Linked DNA regions of Homo sapiens: regions 1 and 2 are each linked to region 3. Evidence: chromatin contacts called from ENCODE Hi-C or POLR2A ChIA-PET data. All regions are on one chromosome and are shown on one strand. Each heading gives the region's core, a stretch centred on a gene start or an enhancer-like site at or near the end of the contact. The rest is flanking DNA. Distances are from core to core; before and after follow the strand shown.

What was found. A loop is a pair of places that touch in the nucleus more often than their neighbours do. ChIA-PET counts read pairs that join two places held with the same protein, here RNA polymerase II (POLR2A). Pooled maps may share reads with other maps.
Region 1: a pooled map shows a loop between it and region 3 (2.3-fold over the local background). The contact joins two enhancer-like sites. A Hi-C loop is called at or near these places in 1 of 168 maps with a recorded cell type or tissue (gastrocnemius medialis), 1 of 37 single-sample maps with no recorded cell type and 2 of 50 pooled maps. POLR2A ChIA-PET finds 5 or more read pairs at or near these places in 2 of 52 experiments (PC-9 and activated B cell).
Region 2: a pooled map shows a loop between it and region 3 (3-fold over the local background). The contact joins two enhancer-like sites. A Hi-C loop is called at or near these places in 2 of 50 pooled maps. POLR2A ChIA-PET finds 5 or more read pairs at or near these places in 2 of 52 experiments (HEK293 and OCI-LY7).

The regions. Positions count from the first base shown.
Region 1 is chr12:46,471,137-46,475,606 of GRCh38, forward strand. The region is part of intron 3 of SLC38A4-AS1 (SLC38A4 antisense RNA 1); the gene reads left to right. The region is part of intron 1 of LOC124902923 (a long non-coding RNA gene); the gene reads right to left. Among named protein-coding and RNA genes, the nearest start is that of SLC38A4-AS1, 90 kb to the left of the region's middle. RefSeq lists an enhancer at 2,687-2,886. Within about 2 kb of position 2,620, at least 34 of the 41 ENCODE cell types and tissues checked have a DNase peak (open chromatin) inside an H3K27ac peak, as active enhancers do.
Region 2 is chr12:46,428,242-46,432,724 of GRCh38, forward strand. All of the region lies in intron 2 of SLC38A4-AS1 (SLC38A4 antisense RNA 1), which reads left to right. It overlaps LOC124902923 (a long non-coding RNA gene), which reads right to left. Exons shown (of 2, transcript XR_007063284.1): 2 at 1,991-2,195. Among named protein-coding and RNA genes, the nearest start is that of SLC38A4-AS1, 47 kb to the left of the region's middle. RefSeq lists enhancers at 2,105-2,606, 2,145-2,439. Within about 2 kb of position 2,315, at least 11 of the 41 ENCODE cell types and tissues checked have a DNase peak (open chromatin) inside an H3K27ac peak, as active enhancers do.
Region 3 is chr12:46,173,150-46,177,693 of GRCh38, forward strand. No RefSeq gene overlaps it. Among named protein-coding and RNA genes, the nearest start is that of SLC38A1, 94 kb to the right of the region's middle. Within about 2 kb of position 1,327, at least 2 of the 41 ENCODE cell types and tissues checked have a DNase peak (open chromatin) inside an H3K27ac peak, as active enhancers do.

The sequences.
Region 1 (4,470 bases), core at 1,370-3,869, 300 kb after region 3:
CTTCCCCTGATTCTTCTGACCCCAACCCTGGGCATGGTCACCATGGCTCATAGACATGAGTCACTGAGTGTATAGGTGTGGATCTGAGGGATTTTGGATTGGTTTCCAAGCTTGTTTATAGATTTGACTTCATAATGGTGATTTGTGTTTATTTCAGTGCTTGAGTCAGGAGGTTTGCCTGACATCCTGAAGACCAAGGTCTTCTCTGTGGAGAACTATCTAGCACATGTGACAGCTCTGAGAGTGTTTTTAAGAACAGGTTGATGTGTATGCTCTGTATTAATTTTTTTTTATAGATTTGAGGGTGTGTAGTCATCCATGCTCTTTTTGATCTTTGGATCTTTTGCTGCATTCTTAGTTAAGTTTGTAATCTACATTAATGGCAACAGAAGGGTAAACTGACTAAGAGGGTTATTACACACTGGTTTGTATTGCCAAGGGAGGCAGCACAATCCATTTTCCTGACGGTTTTGGCACGATCCTTCCTGGCACCTCAGAGATGGGCAATGTGATGTTATATACACTCTTGTGCTTGGTTATTAATCTGGGTGTTTTGGATGAACATAAAGTAAAACATGCAGGGAACCATTAATGTATTGTATGGGGAGGTGAGGTGGTAAATCATATCTCAGCTTCTCATCCATAGTGATTCATTGGGAACATTTTTCCCCATGCTTGGTTCCATGAGCAAATGAATGAAATTTCAGTCTCATGAAGATTTCCACCCATGAGCAAAATTTTATTAATTTTTTGCCTGTTCCAAATTACAAATTAGCTTTATTATTCTTGTTACTATTCAAATAGAACACCATACAATACATTCAGTTTCTCTACTTGATCCAATTTCTTTGAAAATTTAACAAATATAATCAAATAGACTAAGCATAACAATTTTTATCAAATTCCACATGGTATTTATTTGGATTGGTGTGTGTTATTTGGTAGGTCTCTATTTACCTATTTTGGAGGAAACCATTATTTCTTCCTTTTATTTTTATATATGCAATGTCCAATTTCAGAGTCTCATTTGCCTGTGAATTGAGAGAGTTCAGTGGACTCATGGAAGACTTGGGTTCTGGCTTTCGACTGCTTTTTTGCTTCCATGCATCTCTGATATTCTTACTCCTAGTAAAGATATCCTAGTAAAGATAACCTCCCACTAAGAGTCAGCAAACAATCAGCAGAAAAGATTGAGTTTCTCCCTTTCCAAAGCCAGTTAGTCAGTCAACAAACAATTCCTAAGTGCCCACCAAGCATTGAGCTCACCCTGGAGACACTGAGGCAGACAATCGTGATTGTGCAGAATCAGTTGGAACGAGGTTATCTGGATGGTGGTAAGGGAGACAGAATGAGAGGAAACAGAGGATTTGCACATAATTGATATTTTCAGTTAGATGAAAAAAATACATTTGAAGTTTGGGATTCAGCATCCCAAATCTAGAATAAGGGACCAGGAAGGCCCCTGCGTGCTTTATGAAGATCACTGATAGATTGTTACCGTGGGGCCCATGGGAGTATCAGCAGGAGGGCAAGCCACACAAAAATAGAAAAGAGAAAAAATGTCCCCAAAGTATGTATATAATTGCAGTTTTACACTTAAAAAATTTTTTCTATATATGCAAAGAAGGTATGTTTTAAAAAAGATTGATGATTGTTAGAGCCAGAAGTGACTTTAGGAATGCTTGGATTTAGGAATTTTCTAACTTTGGTGTACATCAGAATATCTTGGGAGTTTGTAAAAATAAATACCAATGCACAGATCCTAACCTGATGGCCAAGATCTGCTTTCCTAGGTAACTCTAAAATATACTGAGGTTTGAAAACCACTTATTAGTCCAGTTTTTATTTTACAGAGAAGAAAACTGGCATCCAGAGGGGTTAATATACTCACCCACGGTCATATCAATTCCCTTCCTAGTTTAATCTCTATTGGCTGTGTGCCCAGACAAGAAAAAAATGCATCCACTTTGGGAATTGTCCAGAGATAATTTTTTTTCCTGTCTTATGATAGAAAAGAAAGGAAATGTACAAGCAATTTGGGAAAAAATTACTACATATGTATTTGTGAGTATAGTTGCTAGACATATAGATATATATTGCAATCAGGTAGCATAGATTCAAGTTGCCCTGAATATACACTCCCCTTAGATATCTTTTATGGCTATAAAATTTTATGATAGATGAAACTATTAATAGATATTTTCTATTTTCTCATTTTTGCCTACAATTAAGAAAAAGATATTTATTTTTCGAACTATCCACGCCAGGGATTATACGGTGTTAGGCATAGTTAACTGAATTTCATCATCACCCCTAATATAGGTAAGTATGCCAGGCTTATTGTTTTAGATGAGGAAACAAAGAGAAGTGTCATACTTATCACATTAAAATATTAATAAATTTATTAGAATTATAATGGAAATGGAAAGTTCCTGACACTCTTGTTAGTGCTGGGCCTACAACCTCAGTTTTCATAAAAGATCTAGAGTTCAAGGTACCAAATTTTATCAAAATAAGTTTGGGTTTAAGTTCACCAACTCGCCTGTGGCCTACTCGTCCTTTCTGGCAATGATTAACACTAGTGTTTAATGCACGTTTTAAAGTGTGTTCTTTAAACTCTTTTACCAAACAGAACTTCCTTTTTATGTAATGAGTCAGCTCTCCGGGTATTTGTAGCCCGGGGAATTGCCTCTCCAGTGGTGGAGATACGGAGCCCAGCTGCCAGGGTAAACAGCCACTTCCTAATATAATTGCTCAGAAATGCTGGAGGAGAAAATGTAAGAAAAGAAATTGCTCTGTCTTGTAAACAGTCAACTGTGTTTTACAATAGCGTACCAGCACTCCAAATCATTCATCAACTTGAGTAACATGGCTGGATTTCACTGTTAGGTTTACTTGGTAGTCACATTAATCCTTCTCTTCTACATAATGTGCCAGATTTCTTTGATGACAAACAGTACACCAAGGGTCTAAATATGGTTTTAGGAGCAAGCTTTTAACCAGACTCAAACTTATCTCAGAGGCCATTTTCGCTTTCTCTCTTCTTGAGTGGGGCCAGAGCTCAAGTTTGACTCAGGACCATTTAGGGACTTTTTTCTTTATTTTAATTTTTCTAATGATATCATTACAAATTATTTTTTAAAATAGCAGTTAATTAAGATGGGAACTAAGCCAGAATCACATAATCATGGCCTGCAAAGAAGCTCCTAGGTTCATACATCAGTGATTTGAATTGTTCTGTTCCTCTCCGCAGGAGCAATGGTGCTGTTACCACTGTATGTGTGCTTTCTGTGCACACAAGAATGTTAAGCGTTCATCCAGAATTCATATTTATTTATTTATTTTTTCTTTTTTGAGACGGAGTCTGGCTCTGTCGCCCAGGCTGGAGTGCCATGGCTTGATCTTGGCTCACTGCAACCTCCACCTCCTGGGTTCCAGCGATCCTCTTGCCTCAAACTCCCGAGTAGCTGGGACTATAGGCATGAGGCACCATGCCTAGCTAAGTTTTGTATTTTTAGTAGAGACAAGGCTTCACCATGTTGGCCAGGCTTGTCTTGAACTCCTGACCTCAGGGGATCTGCCCGACTCGGCCTTCCAAAGTGCTGAGATTACAGACGTGAGCCACTGTGCCCAGCCCAGAATTCATATTTAGAGAAAAACTTTCGGAGGTGATTTCAACTGATCATTGATCAGTCTTCCCACAGTTGTATACTGTTAAGTGAGCTTTATGTGTATGTGAGTTGGCGGTATCTTCATTTAATTTGCTGGATATTGATATTTTTAACTTGTTAGCAGCTGTTAAAAAATTCAAAATGTGCACATACAATATGTTGAATACAAATATCCTTCTTTCTTTTATTTTCCAGCCATCTTATTCCTTTCCCAATCACTGTTACTCGTTTCTTATATATACTTATAGGGGTATGTTGCATATTTACAATCATATGCATATATAAGGATATGTGTATATATTTTTTAATACAGGTGATCGCATACTCTATACACTGTTCTGAACCATACTATTTTCCCCTTAACCATGTCTTGGAGATCTTCCCATCTCAATATTTAATAATATTGTCTTAATCTTCCACCATGGGACATTTAGTTATGTTTAATCTTTTGCTATTACAAAGATGCATTTTCATCTGTGGGAATATATTTATGGGATAAATACCCAGAAGTCAATTTCTGGTTCCAACAATATGTGTACTTTAAATTTTAGTGATTATTGTCAAATTGCAAAAGGTTACAATAATTCATATTCCCACCAGCAAAGCAAGAATGTGCCTGTTTCTATAAATACTTGCCAACACAATTTGTTAAATATTTTGATCTGCTTAAATTTACATCTTTTTTATTATGAATAGTATAGTGCCTATTTATAATCTAAGTCATTTGTTTTTTCCTTTTCTGTGGGTATTCCAATCCTTTGCCTTTAATTTTTTTTATTGATTTATAGTAGCTCTTTAT
Region 2 (4,483 bases), core at 1,065-3,564, 260 kb after region 3:
AAAACAAAAATGGACAATTAGGTCCTGATTAAACTAAAGAGCTTTTGCACAGCAAAAGAAACTATCAACAGAATAAACAGACAACACACAGAATGGGAGTAAATGTTTGCAAACTATGTGTCTGACAAAGGACTAATATCCACAATCTATAAGTAATTTAAACAAATCAACAAGAAAAAACAAATAGCCCCATTAAAAAGTAGGCAGAGGACTTGAACTGACACTCCTCAAAAGACATACAAGTGGCCAACAAATAAAAAAATGTTCAGCACCACTAATCATAAGAGAGACACAGGCCAGGTGCAGTGGCCCACGCCTGTAATCCCAGCACTTTGGGAGGCCGAGGCAGATCACCTGAGGTCAGGAGTTTGAGACCAGCCTGGCCAACATGGCAAAACCCCATCTCTACTAAAAGTACAAAAATTAACCGAGTGTGGTGTGGTGGTGCATGCCTGTAGTCCAAGCTCCTCGGGAGGCTAAAGCAGGAGAATTGCTTGAACCTGGGAGTTGGAGATTGCAGTGAGCTGAGATCGTGCCATTGCACTCCAGCCTGGGTTACAGATGGAGCGAGACTCTGTCTCAAAAAAAAAAAAGAGACACACACACAAATGTAAACCATAATGAGATACTATCTCACACCAATCAGAGTGGCTATTATCAGAATTTCAGAAAACAACAGATACTGGCAAGAATGAAGATAAAAGAGAATGCTTATACACTGCTGGTGGGAATGCAAATGAATTCACCGCCTGTGGAAAGCAGTTCGAAGATTTCTCAAAGAACTAATAATAGAACTACCATTCAACCCAGCAATCCCATTACTGGGTATATACCCAAAGGAAAATAAATCGTTCCACCAAAAAGACACCTGCACTGCTATGCTTACCATGGCACTATTCACAATAGCAAAGACATGGAATCAACCTAGGTGCCCACCAGCGGTAGACTGGACTAAAAAAATGTGGTGAATATCCACCAGGTTCACAATGCAGCCACAGAGAAGAATGTATTCATGCCCTTTGCAGTAACGTAGATGCATCTGGAGGCCATTATCCTAAGTAAATTAATGCAGAAACAAAACCAAATACCACATGTTCTTACTTTTAAGTGGGAGCTAAACATTGGGTACACTTGGACACAAAGATGGGAAAAATAGACACTGGGGATTCCAAAAGGAGGGAGAGACAGAGGGAGCAAGGGTACTATGTTCACTACTTGGTTTATGGGATCATTAGAAGCTCAAACTTTAGCATCAGGTATTATACCCATGTAATAAACCTGCACATATACCTCTTGAATTTAAAATTAAAAGCAAATAAATAAATGAAAGAATTGGGCATAACCCTCAAAAAAATTCCAGAATGTGGGGCACTACTCTGGTCTCTTCAGGTCAGTGGGATGGGAAAAAGAGCAGGTGATGGGGCACAGGGGGAGCTATATTAAGATAAACTAAACTTGAGAGATGTAAACATGAAAACAATGTGTAATTCCGTATTGGATCCTGTTGGGAGAACAAGTTTGAGGGACAATTGGGATTCTGAATAAGGACTAGATATTAGAATTATTATTATAGGAATCCCTAAATTTTTAGGAGTGATAATGGTATTGTGGCTATGTTAAGAAAACTCCCTAATTTTTAAAAGATGCATGCCAAGAGGTTTACGAGGGAGGCATGCTATTATCTATAATTTACTTTGAAATGGTTCAGTAAACAAATGAAAAATAGAAGGATGAATGGATGGTTTGATGAATAAATGGAATAAATGTGGCAAAATATTAAAAAACTGTTCTCATATGCAATTGCTTATGAATCAGACTTAGTTTAGTAAAAACCAAACAGCAAGATAAAATAAATTGGATACTGAGGTTATTTTTAGATTTGTTATTACTGTCATGAATAATCTTCAATTTCAAATTTATGTTCCTTAAAACTTATTGTTACCATTGATTAATCTTATAATATATGTTACAAAGTTGAACTGATAAAATATTCTAATAAAATATTTATTTTGCTGTCTTTTATGTTGTAGATCCACATAAGGTATTCTTTGAAAACCCAGTTTAGTTCACAAGAAAAATGGAAAACAGATTTAGTCTTCTTGCCTTTTACGTTGCAGACATAGAACTTGTCATTGTAAATGCAGTGTCAGTAGGTCAATGACCCAAAAGTCCCCGTTCTTTGTGCTGAAAAATATCTGCAGAGAGGGAATGTTAGATTTCTGTAAGTGAAATTCTGAACAATACTAATTGTTTGCTTACCTGCAATGTATGGGTTGTTAAGATAAAACAGGGTGGGAACCTGATCTACCCAGGCATATCTTTCATGTGAATGTGAAGGAAATGATTCATTGACAACCCCAAAGACCTTGCTGGGAAAACACAGCTCAGTATTGCATCATCAAGCATTTGAAAACAAAGTGTCAGGAAACAGTTTAGAAATCAGTCTCTATCACTTTCTCTTATTAACTAGTTGTTTGTATTAATAAGAGTAACCACCACTTGTGTTTTGTTTTGTAGTTTATTAAGTGTATTTGTGATAACTTTTGGAAGTAGTAAGGTAGGTCTCATTACTCATTTTTCAGGTGAGGAAAATGAGGCTCCCAGATTTTCAGTGACTTGTTCAGGATTACACAGGCTGAAAGTGGAAGATCCATGTATTACTACATCTGGGTCTACCTAGGAAATGGGAGGGCATCAATTGTGTAATATAATCTCATAGAAACTCGGTTTTCTGAGCTCTAAGGAGGGCATAATGCTTATTTTACAGTATTGTTATAAAAATAACATGAAATTATATAAAGAAGACATCTAGGTCAGTATTTTCATATACATGGAGTTCGGTACATATTTAGTCCTTTTTTTTTTTTTTTTTTTTAGATGGGGCCTTGCTCTGTTGCCCAGGCTGGAGGGCAATGGCACAATCTCAGCTCACTGCAACCTCCACGTCCCAGGTTCAAGTGATTTTCCTGCCTCAGTCTCCTGAGTAGCTGGGATTACAGGCGCCCACCACCACGCCCAGCTAATTTTTGTATTTTTGGTAGAGATGGGGTTTTCCATGTTGGCCAGGCTGGTCTTGAACTCCTGACCTCAGGTAATCCGCCTGCCTTGGCCTCCCAAAGTGCTGGGATTACAGGCGTGAGCCACTGCGCCCGGCCCTTTTTTTTTTTTTTTTTTTTTTTTGAGACAGGGTCTTACTCTGTTGCTGAGGCTGGAGTGCAGTGGTGTGATCTCGGCTCACAACAGCCTTGACCTCCTGAGCGTAAGTGATGCTCCCACTTCAGCCTCCCAAGCAGCTGGCACTACAGGCACATGCCACCACACCCAGCTAAATGAGGCACCTGGCCTCATTTACTTTTTAGTGCCATGTTTATAGTCCTGTAGCTGTAATCTTAATCTGTACCTTAAATTTTCCACTGTCTAATTCCTTATATACCATCTTAGTAAGTTACAGTATTGCTATATTGAATCTTCAGTATAGTACTTTTCCAGGAGACTAACTGACAGCAAGCTTCTCTTGCTATTTTAGTTACTAATTCCTTCCCCCACTTTTGGGCAAAAGGCCAAGAGTATTTTGAGGAGATTAAGATGAACCTACAATTTATTGAATCATACCATTAAATAGAGTCAGAGTGAAGTTATAATACATTTGCAAAGTGACATATCTAAAGGGGCAGTAAGCAGCAGACGTAAGCAAAGTCATAGAAATCCATTTATCTGCCAACACATTTATGTAAGAAATTACACTACTGGTCAGGAATTTCCTGCTGTATGTCATTTTTTTTTTTTCTTATGGAACTTTTCAATAGCTTGTAATGGGCTGTTGTGCCTCCTCTTCAGGCTTGGCTGTTATCAGTGCCACTCAGATATCCCTTCCTATTCAGTGTGGAGTGCTTTGTGACACTTATGAATGGGTGCACCTATTTTTTAACTATTAGAATGTTGATTTATATCACAGAAGACTCATCATTTCTGCTTCCCTACACATAGGCCTGTTGTAAGAATTTACTGGTTTCAAACATGTATTAATTATATGAACTTGCAGGAAAAGAATGCCATAAAATTGAAAGCTACATGTGAGTTTTATAAGAGATAATTTTCTACCAAAATAATATGCAAAGGTAATAATTGGGGAAAATTTCTAGGCAGATGGGGAAAGAAATTCAAGTGTTTCTAATTATGTAGATAATGCTGAGTGAAAGGAAGAGCACTGTAGAAGGAATACTTGATGTGTAGCAGAAAACCAGAGTTTGAGTCTAGGCTCTGCCGTCTGCTAGATGAGCGTGGGCAAGACACCTAGGGCTGCAGTCTCATATACTTCAGCTGTAGAAATGGCCACTGAATCATATTTCTTAACCTCTGTTTTATTTTATTAGGAAAAATGTAACACCCCAGGAAATTTTAGTTTGCAGACGTGGTGTAAAACTTTACTTATGCAGCCTTATTTCAGTACGCTTGCGTATACAATCGAAGTATTTAGCACTTC
Region 3 (4,544 bases), core at 77-2,576:
ATATTCAAAATCTATTAAGTGGGAAAAGAATCAGATAATTTACTTATGCTTAAACGTGATGTGTACCATTCTAAGTTGTTGCTGTTGTTTTAATTAATGTCATTTACTTCTCACAGCAATTTTATGGAAAGCTTCTCTTATTACTTCCATTTTACAAAGGCAAAACCAGGCATCAAATAACATGTCTGAGATTGCTGATCCAATAAATTTGAATCCAACCAGTCTGACTTTAGAATCCGTTTGTGTAACCACCATGCTGAAAGTCATATTCCTGATATTTAGTATCAGTCTAATATTCTAAAGACAAACAAACAAATCCAGCCCTACATCTATGTGTCTCTAGGTAGATATGTATTGCTATGCAAGCACTGGGGAAAAGGGTATTAATTTTTATTGTTTCAGTGGGTGGGATAATAAGAGAGAAGATTATTAGTCATTTCTTAATACATGTCTGTAATATTTGACATCTTGCAAGGAGGAACCTATAATTTTTGAAACCCCTAGGAAGAAATAAATTTTTAAATTAAATTAAACAATTGTAAAGAGAAAGAAAAATAAATCTGGAAACATGATGTTGAATCCTGTGTCTAATTATTCCACTTTAAAGATGAAATGTGACTTAGTGTAAACACTATCATGTATTTATTCACTTAAATATTTATTTGAACACTTACCCAGTTTCAGGTGCTGAGAGACAGCAGTGAACAAAATAAACCCTGCCCTCATAGAGTTTACATTCTAGGTAGGCATAGACCATAAACAAATAACTAAACAAACTAAAGCATTTCAGATGAAGACAAGAGTTGACTAAAAAAATAATAATAATAAAGCAAGAGAAAGCATATAGGGAGTGAAGTGTGAGTGGGATGGGTAGGTAAGTTGTTATTTGTTGTGAAATGCCCTGAGAGTGTCTTAGTGAGAAGGTGACACCTGAGAAGAGACCTGAGGGCAGTGACAATAAATTATACATGAATAAGCGTGAGAAGAGGATGACAGCAAAGGGAACAGTAAGTGCACAGGCCCTGAGGTCAGAGTCTGTTCGTTATGTTCCAGGAACAAGGCCAGTTTGGGTGGTGGTGGCTGGGGTGGGGGGTTTCAGGATGTGGGAGGAAGCGATCACGGGAAGACCATCTGGGGAAGGGCTTCGGCTTTTTCTCTGAGTGATATGGGAAGTCGTGGAGCCTTGGAGGAATTGCGAACAATCACATGATACGACTTACTGACCTACTACTCGAAGAATCGATTATTTAGTCGGTCATTTCAAATGTGAGGGTAGTAAAGTATTTGCCATTCATTTCACACAGCACACACAAACAATGCAGTGAGTGTCCCCTGAGAGCATTATTTGAAAAGGGGATGTGGTCTGCAAGAGTTATCAGGGAAGTCTGAGAGGGGAACTATGGGGTGTTCCTGAGAACAGTTTGGAAATCCCATGCTAGGTCCCAGGTGAACAGACACTGCAGACAGAATATGCTGTTTACGTGGTTTATGTGGTTATGTCATTCAGAGAAAGAACCTTGGGAGATTGGTAGGGGAATTTTATTCCAAAAGGAGCATTATCTATATGTTTGATATTGAACACGGGGAGGAAGGTCCACAAGACTTAGCTAAGGCCTGCCCCAACCCCATACTAAAAAAGAAAAAAAAAAAGGCAAAAAACATAACCAGGATTTTATTTTACTTTTTAAAGAAAGATCAAAACAATAGGGGGAAAATGATTATTTAAAATATAACCTATAGGTACTGTGAGCTGAGGCACACTTAACGTATTAGGTTGGGTTTCCCAGAAGCAAATCCCAATACAGAATGTACGTGAAAGTGATTTATTAGGAAGTGTTCCCAAGAAGAATTCACAGAGGGTCAGGGAGTGAGGCTGGGAAGGGAAGGAGCCACACAAGGAAGGACGCAGTATCCAGCAAAACCCAAAGGGAAACTGGCACCATCCCACGGGGGAGCAGTGCAGACACGCAAACACATCTCCACACCGTCCCCATCAGTGGCAGGGCTGCTGTGCCATTTACACCTGTCAGTCACGGGTTAAGTAAGCGGGGAAATGCTGAATACCCGGCATGTACATCACATAGTGGGCTATACTGAAAATCTCTCAGGGAACAGATCCAGGAATAAGGACATCATTTGACTGTCAAAAGGGTCTTTGAAAACTATGAATGGAAAGTAGATCTAACTTTTTCCTTCATGCTGTTCCAAACCATCTGTATTCCACAGGAAAATAAACCTTTACCTCAAATAAAAACTTTGATGTTTGAAAAGTAAAAGCAAGCGGCTTCCCCAGGCAGAAAGGACTGCTTCTAAACTACTTAGAAGAGCTATCCTTTCAAAAGGTAGGGATGGTATATAACATGTTTTCTGATGCCCGATTTCCAAGTGCTGAGCTGTTCATACAGATCTAATTTGCTTCCAATGTGACTGACTGAAGAAAAAGTCACCAACTGGTGGTGGTCAGGGGCCTGTCCTGCTCTCAGACACATTCTGTTTGGCCTGCCTATTGTTTCCAAAAATTGGAATTGCAATGTTTATCTTCATATAAGACATTTTTTGCTCATCAAGAATATATCAAAAAATTACTCTATGTCCACGGTACCCATATCATGAATAAAATAAAAAGCTGATGATCAAAGATAATAAATACCATGGGGGCAGCAAGTATGACAACATCAAATATCACAACAGAGATGAGAATTTCACATCCTATGAATAGTATTCTTTTTTTCCTTTTTTTTAAGAGGCAGAGTCTCACTGTGTCACCCAGGCTGTAATGCAGTGATGTGAATACAGCTCACTGCAACTTCAACCTCCTGGGCTCAAGCCATCCTCCTGCCTTGGCCTCCCGTGTAGCTGGGACCATAGGTGCATACCACCATGCCAGGCTAATTAAAAAATATATTTTTTTGTAGGGGCAGGATCTCACTTTGTTGCCCAGGCAGGTCTCAAACTCCTGGGCTCAAGCGATCCTCCTGCCGATATTACAAGCATGAGCCACTGCACCTGGCTGATAGTATTCTTAACAAAAATAATAAGACAAAGGCCACACACAGGCAATCTGAAGTAGGATGGTAAAGCTGGTTCAAAGAACATTTTGAGGCCAGGTGTGGTGGTTTGCACCTGCAATTCCAGCACTTTGGGAGGCAGAGGCAGGAGGATTGCTTGTTCTTATATCTTCTTGTAAGTTAGTAAGACCCCATCCTTACAAAAAAAAAAAAATTGACAGGTCTGGTGGTGTGTGCCTGTGGCCCCAGCTACTGAAGAGGCTGAGGTGGAAGGATCACTTGAGCCCGGAAACTCAGGCCTGCAGTTAGCCGTGTTCTAGCCACTGTACTCCAGCGTGGGTGACAGAGTGAGACCCTGTCTCAAAGAAAAAAAAAAAAAATTCAGAGCATTTTGAAGAACTGGATGTTTACAGGCATATAGAAATAATAGAAAAATATAACAAGATTGTTAAGTTAGATACAAACCTTTGAGGTTATTTTTCTACTGGGCAGAAATCATTTGCATCTCTACCAGATAAAAATCTGAACAAACAAAAGTACATTCCTCTAGATAATTAAATAACCCTTGGCTAGGACTGGTAAATAATTTCCCAGTTTCATATTATATCTTCTCTTCATCTTAAGTTTGGAGTAATTTTTTAAAATAATTTTTTTAATTTAACTTTTAAATTCAGGGGTACATGTGCAGGTTTGTTACATAGGTAAAGTTTTGTCACTTGGGTTTGTTGTACAGATTATTTTGTCACCCAGGTATTAAACCATTGGTTATTTTTCCTGATCCTCTATCTCCTCCCACCTTCCACCCTAGAAGATTTTGAAAATATCTCTGACTATACCACTAGAGATTATGATTTAATTGGTCTGAGGTAGGGCCCTAGCATAATTATTTTTTAAAGCTGTCCTAAATTCATAAATTTCATAAAAACTACCCCTATCATTTTGAAACTGGCTATGCGGAAACAAACTAGAGTTGAACAGGGATTTACCAATTAATATTTTCTGATGCATATGGTCAAATACCATCTCTAGTTTCTATCTGTGGTAGGGAGCTGGGCTAACTGCGAGCTTGAATATGGAAAACAGGGCTGGGGCTGGGTTTAGTTAGGGGAAGTATAAATATAAGGACTGTTGAAGAGCTTATTGAAAAAACAGAAGTGGTGAAAGAACAGCTAGGAGGACTACAGAAACATAAAAGAAGAGAGGCTGGAATATGAACTGAGGTAAACAGACAAGATGTGAATCTGACATTCTATCGTTCATATGTTCTTATACCTTCTTGTGAGTTTAGAAAAATTCACAGACACAGAATTGATGGGACAAAAGTAAAGAGCACTTACAATATTCATAGATATTGCCAAATTGCTCTCCAAAAAGGTTGCAACAGTTTACATTCTCACCAACTGCATACACAAATGCCTGTTTCTTACATCCTTACCGGAACTATAACAGCAACCATTTTGGTCTTTGCCAATATGAAAAAGAAATAAAAAGGTATCATATAGATATTCTAATTTGCATGTATTGATTTAAGAGTTA